2 separate regions of the Homo sapiens genome follow, and region 1 is linked to region 2. The links are chromatin loops, found by intact Hi-C in ENCODE. Cell type or tissue: IMR-90. All regions are shown on one strand. Each heading gives the region's core, and the rest is flanking DNA. Links, peaks and the distances in the headings are about the cores only. Region 1 has its middle 300 kb from the start of KCNMA1-AS1. Region 2 has its middle 250 kb from the start of KCNMA1-AS1.

What was found. Hi-C counts contacts between places; a loop is a spot of excess contacts. Peaks named below come from ENCODE experiments on the same cell type or tissue, not always from the same donor. Only the 100,000 strongest peaks of a DNase experiment are listed, where the experiment ranks them.
Region 1: a loop joins it to region 2, with 4 times the contacts of the local background. A loop is called at or near these places in 1 of 110 quality-filtered maps.

The regions. Positions count from the first base shown.
Region 1 is chr10:76,581,635-76,586,041 of GRCh38, forward strand. No RefSeq gene overlaps it. Among named protein-coding and RNA genes, the nearest start is that of KCNMA1-AS1, 300 kb to the right of the region's middle. In IMR-90, for the core only: no CTCF peak of the experiment used is centred there; DNase peaks (open chromatin) are centred at 1,097 and 2,277; H3K27ac peaks cover 632 bases.
Region 2 is chr10:76,638,815-76,643,221 of GRCh38, forward strand. No RefSeq gene overlaps it. Among named protein-coding and RNA genes, the nearest start is that of KCNMA1-AS1, 250 kb to the right of the region's middle. In IMR-90, for the core only: no CTCF peak of the experiment used is centred there; a DNase peak (open chromatin) is centred at 2,167; H3K27ac peaks cover 893 bases.

The DNA.
Region 1 (4,407 bases), core at 150-4,149, 57 kb before region 2:
TTTGTGCTGCCAGCATTTTCCCCACCAATAACTTCTGATGATTCTTATTCTTTTAATATAGTGATCTCTGCTGCAGATCCTCCAGGATCTAAGTATTTGGCAAACCTGCTCTTCTGACTTGGCTTGAGAGTGATTTATAATGGGAGAGGAGAGCTAGCTTCTCAGTAACACTGTGTAAATAGTTTCATAAATATTACTCTCAGGCATTATTTTGAAATGTTAGTTCTCTTGACAGTCTGCCAAAGTCAAATATTTCTTGTAAATAAAAATCCATGGCCAAGCCTCTTGCCCAGTGAAAGTAACAGGTGGTAATGAAGCTCACCTGGTGGGGGAGCCTGGCTTGATTAGCTCCAGCCCAAAAGTGAAGGTTAACTGGCATTAGGCATGATGTATGATGATGGGGGTGTATGTGATCTTTAATCCAGCCTTCCAGCCTACTAATGGGAGATATATGCATTTAATGGCTCTTAATACATTGGCTCGTAGTTAAGCATTTTCAAATAACGTGAGACTTGATAAGTGCGTTCATTAAAATATCTGACAAAAATTATTTGATAAAGAAGTCAATGGCACATATAGGCTCTGAGTATGCTTCCCACTGAAAATTCCTTGGAGTCCCTGGCAGGGTGGTAAATCAACTATGGTGTTGGTCTCCCTCTCCAAACGCCTTGAGTCAATGATGAAATGGAAGGAGAATTCTGGTGTCTCAGTGACCCAAGTTGAGCCTGAAATTTGAGAATGACAGGGCCCAGAGTAGGTGTTTTTGTGGTAACCTACACTGGGGAATGTCGAGATAAGTTTGGGCCACATATGCGGCTCCATCTTGGCTTCAGCCACTTTCTGCTCTGGTTTTGTGTTTGGTGACTGGAAATGACCCTTTCAATAGAATATCTCCTTCTGGGGGACCTGCCTGAATGCAATGATGGTGTCAACTTATGTCAGGACCCATGGGCCCTCCCCATGCACACAGCACTCTTGGAATCTCATCCTTTTCCATGACTCTGGCTCACACTTCCACAGCATTTACTCCTAAATATGTCTTTCTAACTGGTGCTGCCTCATACACTGATAGTAACCACTGGAATGTGTATATTCTAGTCTGAAGGAAGCTGCTTGCTCCCGTCAGTCCTGTTCTCTGCTGGGTTCCCTATTCTGTCCATGGTTCTGCTGTTCTCTTGGAGGCCCAGCCTCTAAATCTCAGCATGACTTTGACTTCTTTTTCTTCATTCCCCATAACCCAGCAGTCAGCAAGACCTGTTCTTACATGAGAACTCTTATATTTGTCCTCCACTTTTATTTTTACAATAATGTTTCTATAATTTATTTATTTATTGTTTGTTTGTTTTGAGACAGAGTCTTTCTCTGCTGCCCAAGCTGGAGTGTGGTGGTGCCATCTCGGCTCACTGCAGCTTCCACCTCCTGGGTTCAAGCAATTCTCCTGCCTCCGCCTCCCAAGTAGCAGGGATTACAAGCCTGTACCATCACACCCAGCTAATTTTTGTGTTTTTAATAGATACAGGGATTTGCCATGTTGGCCACTCTGGTCTCCAACTCCTGACCAGAAATGATCTGGCTGCCTCGGCCTCCCAAAATGCTGGAATTACAGGTGTGAGCCATCATGCCTGGCCAATTTTTTTTTTTTAATTACACATGATCCTCAAAATTTTCAAGCAGTTCACAAAGTATAAAGAAAAAATATACAACCAAAACAGATAATTTAAAAATATCCAAATCATACTGTCCAAAAATATTTCATAAAATTAGATGCCAGTCTTCTAGACTTATCTTGATGCACAAATACAGATGGATGGAAAAATGGATGGATGAAAGAAAAAATTGTATATAACAGGATTATGCTATGTTGTTTTAATAAAAACAATGTTATTTTAACAAGAATAAAAGAAGAAAAATGAAGAGAGCTGTTTAACTTTAGCTGTTTCTCTACCACAAGAGATATAAATGCCTAAATTATCCATGGTTAAAAAAATATGAACATCCAACTGTAAAAGATTGTGGAAGTATTATACTTTTTAAAATTCCACATTGATTTTATAGTGATGATTGAATTCATGCTAAGAGAGATGGGTCAGTAGCCCTTTAAGTATCCTTTAAGTATGCCTGTCAAGACACCTACCCCCGCATTCCAAGCATACTTACCAAGAGTTATGACATCTACATTCTGTAATCATGATGTCCCTAGTAGAATTGTCTTAGTTCTTTATTTACATTAACTTATTGCTCACTAACAGTCATTTCTCTGGAGTGTCTCTATTTCTGAGTGTTTTGTTTTGATTCTTGCCACTAAGTTGGATTTGATCTTGGAGTACTTTTCTTCTTAAGAAGGAATTTCAGTCCTGTAATCTCTGAGTGTTTTGCATGCCAGGGTCACACTTTCACTCTCTCAGCAAGTTTTAGATGTTGCACCACTGGTTTCTACCGTCGGGTACAGCATACTTTTTAAATTACATAGTGCCATTCTTTTTCATTTGGCTAGATTTCATCATTGGGTAATTTTATTCCTAGACTATCCACCCCGAAAAAAGAGCTAAAAAGTGTATGTCAAGTTATATTTGAAAATGTCTTCATGTTTCTCCTCTACTTGAATAACAGCTTGGCTTATTGTTATGTTCGTATGTTTTATTTTTTTCTGCAATGTTTAAAGACATAGTTCCTTTATCTATTATAGAAATCAGAGATTCCTTTGTCTTTTGTTAACCTCAATCATTATTTATGTGTTTGTATATTTTACCACAAGATGTATTACAAAAATAGAGAAAAACACATCACATACCTGATATAATCAACACTCACCTTTAGCAACTTTTAGTGTTTTGATTTATTTACTTTGAATATCTTTGTTCCATAAAACATTCAAAGTAAATAAAGAGGCTGGGCACGGTGGCTCACACCTGTAATCTCTAGCACTTTTGGAGGCCAAGGTGGGCAGATCACCTGAGGTCAGGAGTTCGAGACCAACCTGGCCAATATGGTGAAACCACGTCTGTACTAAAAATCCCAAATTAGCCAGGCGTGGTGACGCATGCCTGTAATCCGAGATACTCAGGAAGCTGAGGCACAAGAATCGCTTGAACCCTGGAGGTGGAGGTTGCAGTGAGCCGAGATTGCGCCATTGCACTCCAGCCTGGAAGACAGAGTGAGACTCTGCCTCAGTAAACAAAACAAAACAAAATAAAAAACAAACACAACAAAGTAAATAAAGGCCCTATAATAAGGTCACCTAAGATGGTGCACCTTCTTTTTTTTAATCTTTTTTTGGGTGGGTCGGGGGGCGGGGAGGACAGAGTCTCACTCTGTCGGCTAGGCTGGAGTACTGTGGCATAATCTCGGCTCACTGCAACCTCCGTCTCCTGGGCTCAAGTGATTCTCCTGCCTCAGCCTCCCAAGTAGCTGGGGTTACAGGCATGTGCCACCACACCCATCTAATTTTTGTATTTTTAGTAGAGATGGGGTTTCAAGACGGTGTACCTTCTTAGGTGTACATAAGTACACCATCTTAGGTGTCCTTCCCTCATTTATTTCCCAATATCCCTCCACAGAGGAATCTACTGTCCTCATTTTAGTGTTTGCAATTCCTAAACATGATTTTATGGCCTTCTTATATATGTATATATACAGGAAATATATACTGTAATATTTTGCAGACTGTTTGAAGTTAATTTAAATGCCATCTTATTGAACTTATATTCCACACCTTGCTTTTTTCATCCAGCATTACCTCTGTAAAATGTGTTAATATCAATTAACAAATTTAGCTGGAGTTCAAATTTTTTCAATTTTCTTCTATGAATGGATATTTAGTTTGTTTCCAGTTTTTCACTACTATTTGCTACAGCAAGTAATATTGTAGCAAATAATTTTGTTCATTTGTTGTCCTTGATATGTGTGAGAATTTCTTCATGATATACATTCAGAGATGGATTTGAAGTCATATGTGGGCTGTTTGTGTCTTTAATTTTATTTAACATTGACAAATATCTAGAAAAATGTTATACCACCACCAGGACCGTATACTTCCCAATATTTCGTATTCACACCAGCACTTCGTACTTTCGTACTTTTTCATATTTTCACATCTAAAAGACATCTAAATGGTACCTTAATACTAGTTTTTAGTTTTTTTTTTAACATTTTCCTGAGTACTGAGATTGAAAATCTTTTCAAATGTCTAGTGATCCTCTAAAGTTATTCTTTAATAATCTAGCTGATCATATCAATTGCCCACTTTGCTGCAGGGTTGATTTTTATCCTTTTCTCCTTGATTCTTAAGGATAATTTATATGTGCTGGATTCCTATTCATTGTTAGTTTAATGTGTGGCAAATGTCTTTCTTGATTCTCTATCTGATTTTTAAATATTTTGTGTGTTATCTTTGTAACATAGAAGATT
Region 2 (4,407 bases), core at 178-4,177:
GCTGGTGGCAAGTACCTGTAGTCCCAGCTACTTCAGAGGCTGAGGTGGGAGGATTGCTTGAGCCCAGGAGTTCCAGACAAGGCTGAGCAACATAATGAGACATCATCTCTACAAGAAAATAAAAAATCAGGTGGGCTTAGTGCCATGCAGCTGTAGTTCCAGCTACTTGGGAGGCTAAGGCAGGAGGATCACTTGAGCCAGGGAGGTCAAGTTTGTAAGTGAGCTATGATCATGCCACTGCACTCCAACCTGGGTGACAGAGAGAGATCCTGTCTCTTATTTAAAAAAGTATGTGTGTGTGTGTGTATATATATATATATATATATGTATGTGTGTGTATATATATACACACATATATATATACATATATACACATATATACATATATACGTACATATATACATATATATACATATATACATATATACGTATATATACATATATACATATATATGTATATATACATATATACATACATACATATATACATACATATGTACATATATACATATATACGTATATATGTGTATATATAACATAAATATCTGTTATTATATATTTTTATTTATATATTTCATAATATATAAATATATATTATAATTATATATAACATATTATAAAATATAATTTTAGCCTTCTCCTCTACGCTGATGTAAATCTCTGGATTCATTTCCAGTATTTGCTTTCTTTGAAGAAAACTGCCTTATGTTTAGTTTCTGGTTAAGATATTTCCACTGCTTGTTAAGCCACCTTCCCTGACGCTTGCCTAATATAGACTATTCTCTTAATGTACAACATGTGGGAAAGAGGGGTCATGCTGCTTCCAGGAGATGTGCATGTGGTTCTGGAGTATTAAACTCTCTGCTCAGCAGATATCAAAGGCAGTAATTTAAGGAACAAAACACCTACTTTCTTCCGCAGTCATAAAGAGTTGAAGTAGGCCCAGTCACTTAAATCCAAGTTGATGAACTTAGACATCACATGTGTTACCTGTAAGGTGGGAAGTCCAGCTGGTAATGGCCTGTGTCAACAACAAGGAAGGGAGGGGATGGATCGGGGGAGTGACTGGGAAGACTCCTTGGAAAATATCAGTTGATCATGGAGTTCTAAAACTATGACTGATGCAATTCTAAAGGCCTAAAGAAATTTCTCTGGGTTTGAAAGTAAGTGATAGCTGGTGACAGGGGACATTAGTGACCTCTTTGGAGAACTTTAGGGAAAGAGCATAGTTTAGGAATAGAAAACAAAAAGTCCAACTCTTAAACATTCTGACCTTTGTTTCTGACCCCAGAGTTGCAACATGTTTCGGGCATCCAGCAGGCTTTCTGTTCTTGCAAAGCCCATTTTTCTCCTCCAACAAACATCATTTCTTTTGCCGCTGGCAGATCAAGTCCCTCCTCAAACATGAAGATTGGCCAGCTGCTCTCAGCAATCTCTTTGCCATTTATTCACAAAACTTACAAAACTGGTGCACATTTGGTGAAGACACCAGTCCCTGTGCTAGGCACATTACATTTGTCATCTCAATGGACCCTCTCAGCAGCCTCAAGACCTGGTACCTTATTGTTGTTTTAATAAGAAAACTTGGGCTTAAGTAGGTTAAGTCAACTTGTACAGTGGATCTGGGATTCAAACTCATGCACACTAAATCTTGGCCTGTGACTTAAACACATTTCACTGTGATACTGCATTACCTCTACACTAATAATTAGAACTGGCTCTTTAGAAATTAATTACCCACTCATTGCTTTTAACATAGTTTTTATTTTCTACATCACTGTAATGCTAGTTAAATCTCTTCTGCTAACCTGGCTCCAAGCTTCTAATTAGAAGGCTCATGTCTCTTCCTTCTTCACCATCTCCCTTCCCTGGCATCCCCGGCCTGCAACCACATTACAATGACGCTAGCATAGTGGGTCCTTCCAAGTCCATTCTTCCTTTGGAGCCCTGTCTAATTGCTCATCTAAAACAAATTTCCTTCAGAATTGCACTTCTGTCTGCATCCTTCTCTCCGCCGAGCCGCAAGGAGCCCAGGAGGCAATGCGAAGCAATTATTCCCTGTGTATATACAGACACTCAGTGCAGCTGGGCTGCAAATCCAGTTTATTATCTTAAGAAGAGGATCTGGTTTAGCCTAAGTTTACATCTCATCTGCCTCCCATTCATTAGATGGGCTCCAGGGCTCGGCTTACATTGCATAAACTCAGCTGGTATGTATACAATGCCAGCAATATGGAGGAGGCTAACATGTGTTGAATACATCTACTGTGTCTTAGGTCTCTGAAGGTCACTCACTAAAGTAATAGATGGTGCTAGTGTTAGTGGCTGAAGGTCAAGTCATCTTGCTTTTCATAATGCATAAACCTGAAACTCACTCAGACACCAATCATATGACCTAAACCTTGGAACAAATATTTTACTAAGTAAATCAGTGAGCATGCTGGCATTTCTATTAACCTTCAATGCACTGCTGACAGAAAATGAATAATGATAAATAATAACTCAAGCCTGTAAATCATGCTTAGCATCAGAAGCAAAAAAAAAAAAAAAAAAAAAAGCTTGTGTGTGATACCATCTGTTAGGGGGAGAACAGCAGGGACTTGAGGGGAGAGGTGAGAGAAGGGAGAGTGAATGCTGTTGGCTGGGGTAAGCACTTTTGGATTCAATAAACTGACCAAGAAAGGGTAAGTCACTTCTGGACAGGATTGATGGTGTGAGGAAAATCCCTTTTCCTCCTGTCTTCTGTTTGATGGGCATTAGCTTCTGACTTTCATCTTCCTCTCTTGCATGTTTCCTCTTTTTCCTCATCTTCTGCCCCATTAAATCTGTTTCCACTCTATCCACTGGGTTTCTGGGTCATTTGGAAAGGAGTCCCCTAACTAAGCCAAACCCTCTTGGGGGCATTCTTCTCCTCTCCCCACCTCCTACTTGAAGCATTTGGTTCTTATTCCCCCAGTGATGGAGGTAGGAGCTGGATCACTGCCCTGGAGTTGCCACCCTTCCTCAAAAACACCTCTGCAAGGACCCAGGCAGAGGGACCTCCAGCACATTCTAGAATAATGCATTTGGATTCCAAACAGGATAACAAAACAGAAATGACTCCCGGGTGTATAAGGTGTGAGGGATAGTGAAGTCTTGAAGCGAAGTTTCCCCTTAGAAGGAAACTCTCAGTGCCCTTGGGTGGGGGAAGTTCTAGAAGTTGATGCTTGACATTTAGGAGTATCTCCTTCTGGGGTGGGAGCCTGCATTTCCATTTTTATTCATCTCGTTCCTCATCCCTTCATTGGGGCCAAGTTGGCATTGCCTTCAGATGCATTCTAATCAAGAAACAGACAAATATATGTTTTATGATCAAATTTCTTGGAATAAAAATTCATCTATATGATTTTTTTGTTGTTGATTCTATGAGCCTGCCAAGTGTCAGGGCAGCCCTGGTCTAGATTCATTGGAAAGTCTGACTGGAGGTCACACTGACCCTTTCTCTTTTCCAGACGACCCAGACAGCAGGCTGCTCAAGGGGAAGCCAGGGCTGTCAACCAGGCTTTCCATCTCAGAACCCTGTATCTGTTTCTCCACAAGAAGTGGGGACCAGCCATCCCTGTAAAGGTGCCAGCTCACTGGCTGAAGGGAATATTATTGATTATAATGTGGAGCCCTAAGGGCTCTGTCCATGCAGGCTATTTTGTGAGTTAAATTATTCTTCTGCTTGGGAATGATGCAACCAAAGAGAGAATGCGTTTCTTTTGTGGTCTGTGACATGAACCTTCTTTGAATGCCAGTACTTCAAAGTCATTCTGCCCTCTTCAAGATCAGAGTGATGTTGATAAACCAGACAGTGGAATGAAAGAAAAGTAGTTGGAGAAGCTCAAAGAAAATTTGGCTTTTGCCTTTTCTTTATTTGCTGTTGGATCCATTTCCCCATTTGGATTTGGGGCCTCAGAAAAGAATTAGTAAGAAAATGAAGCTGAAGAGCCCTGAGTTTACAGTGGGAAGCTTATTGCAAGGCCACTCCTAAGCTGAGTAACCCTGGGCAAATTGAATCTCCCTCTTGACCTCAGTTTCCCCTTTCATAAAGTTGTCTGACATTGTGACTATGTGTGGTGGACTTCCTCCCCATTGGCTTTCCCCCATCCCTCTCTCCCTATTTCTTTACCTTCCCCACTTTTTTAATTAGAGGGGAAAGTAGATGAAAAAATAAAATGAAAGGAAAAGCAGAAAATTAGCATTTTCTCAGCTGCACATTTCAGTTATTAATATTGCAATTTGAGGTAATGAAATTCACAAAATGCAAAAGGTTTAAGGTTTGCCTGGTGGGGTGAACTCAGCCACATGGTATATGGCTTGAATTTCAAGGTGAGGTTCATTATGCAGAATGCACAATGTGGGCAAGCTAACAACATCATAAAC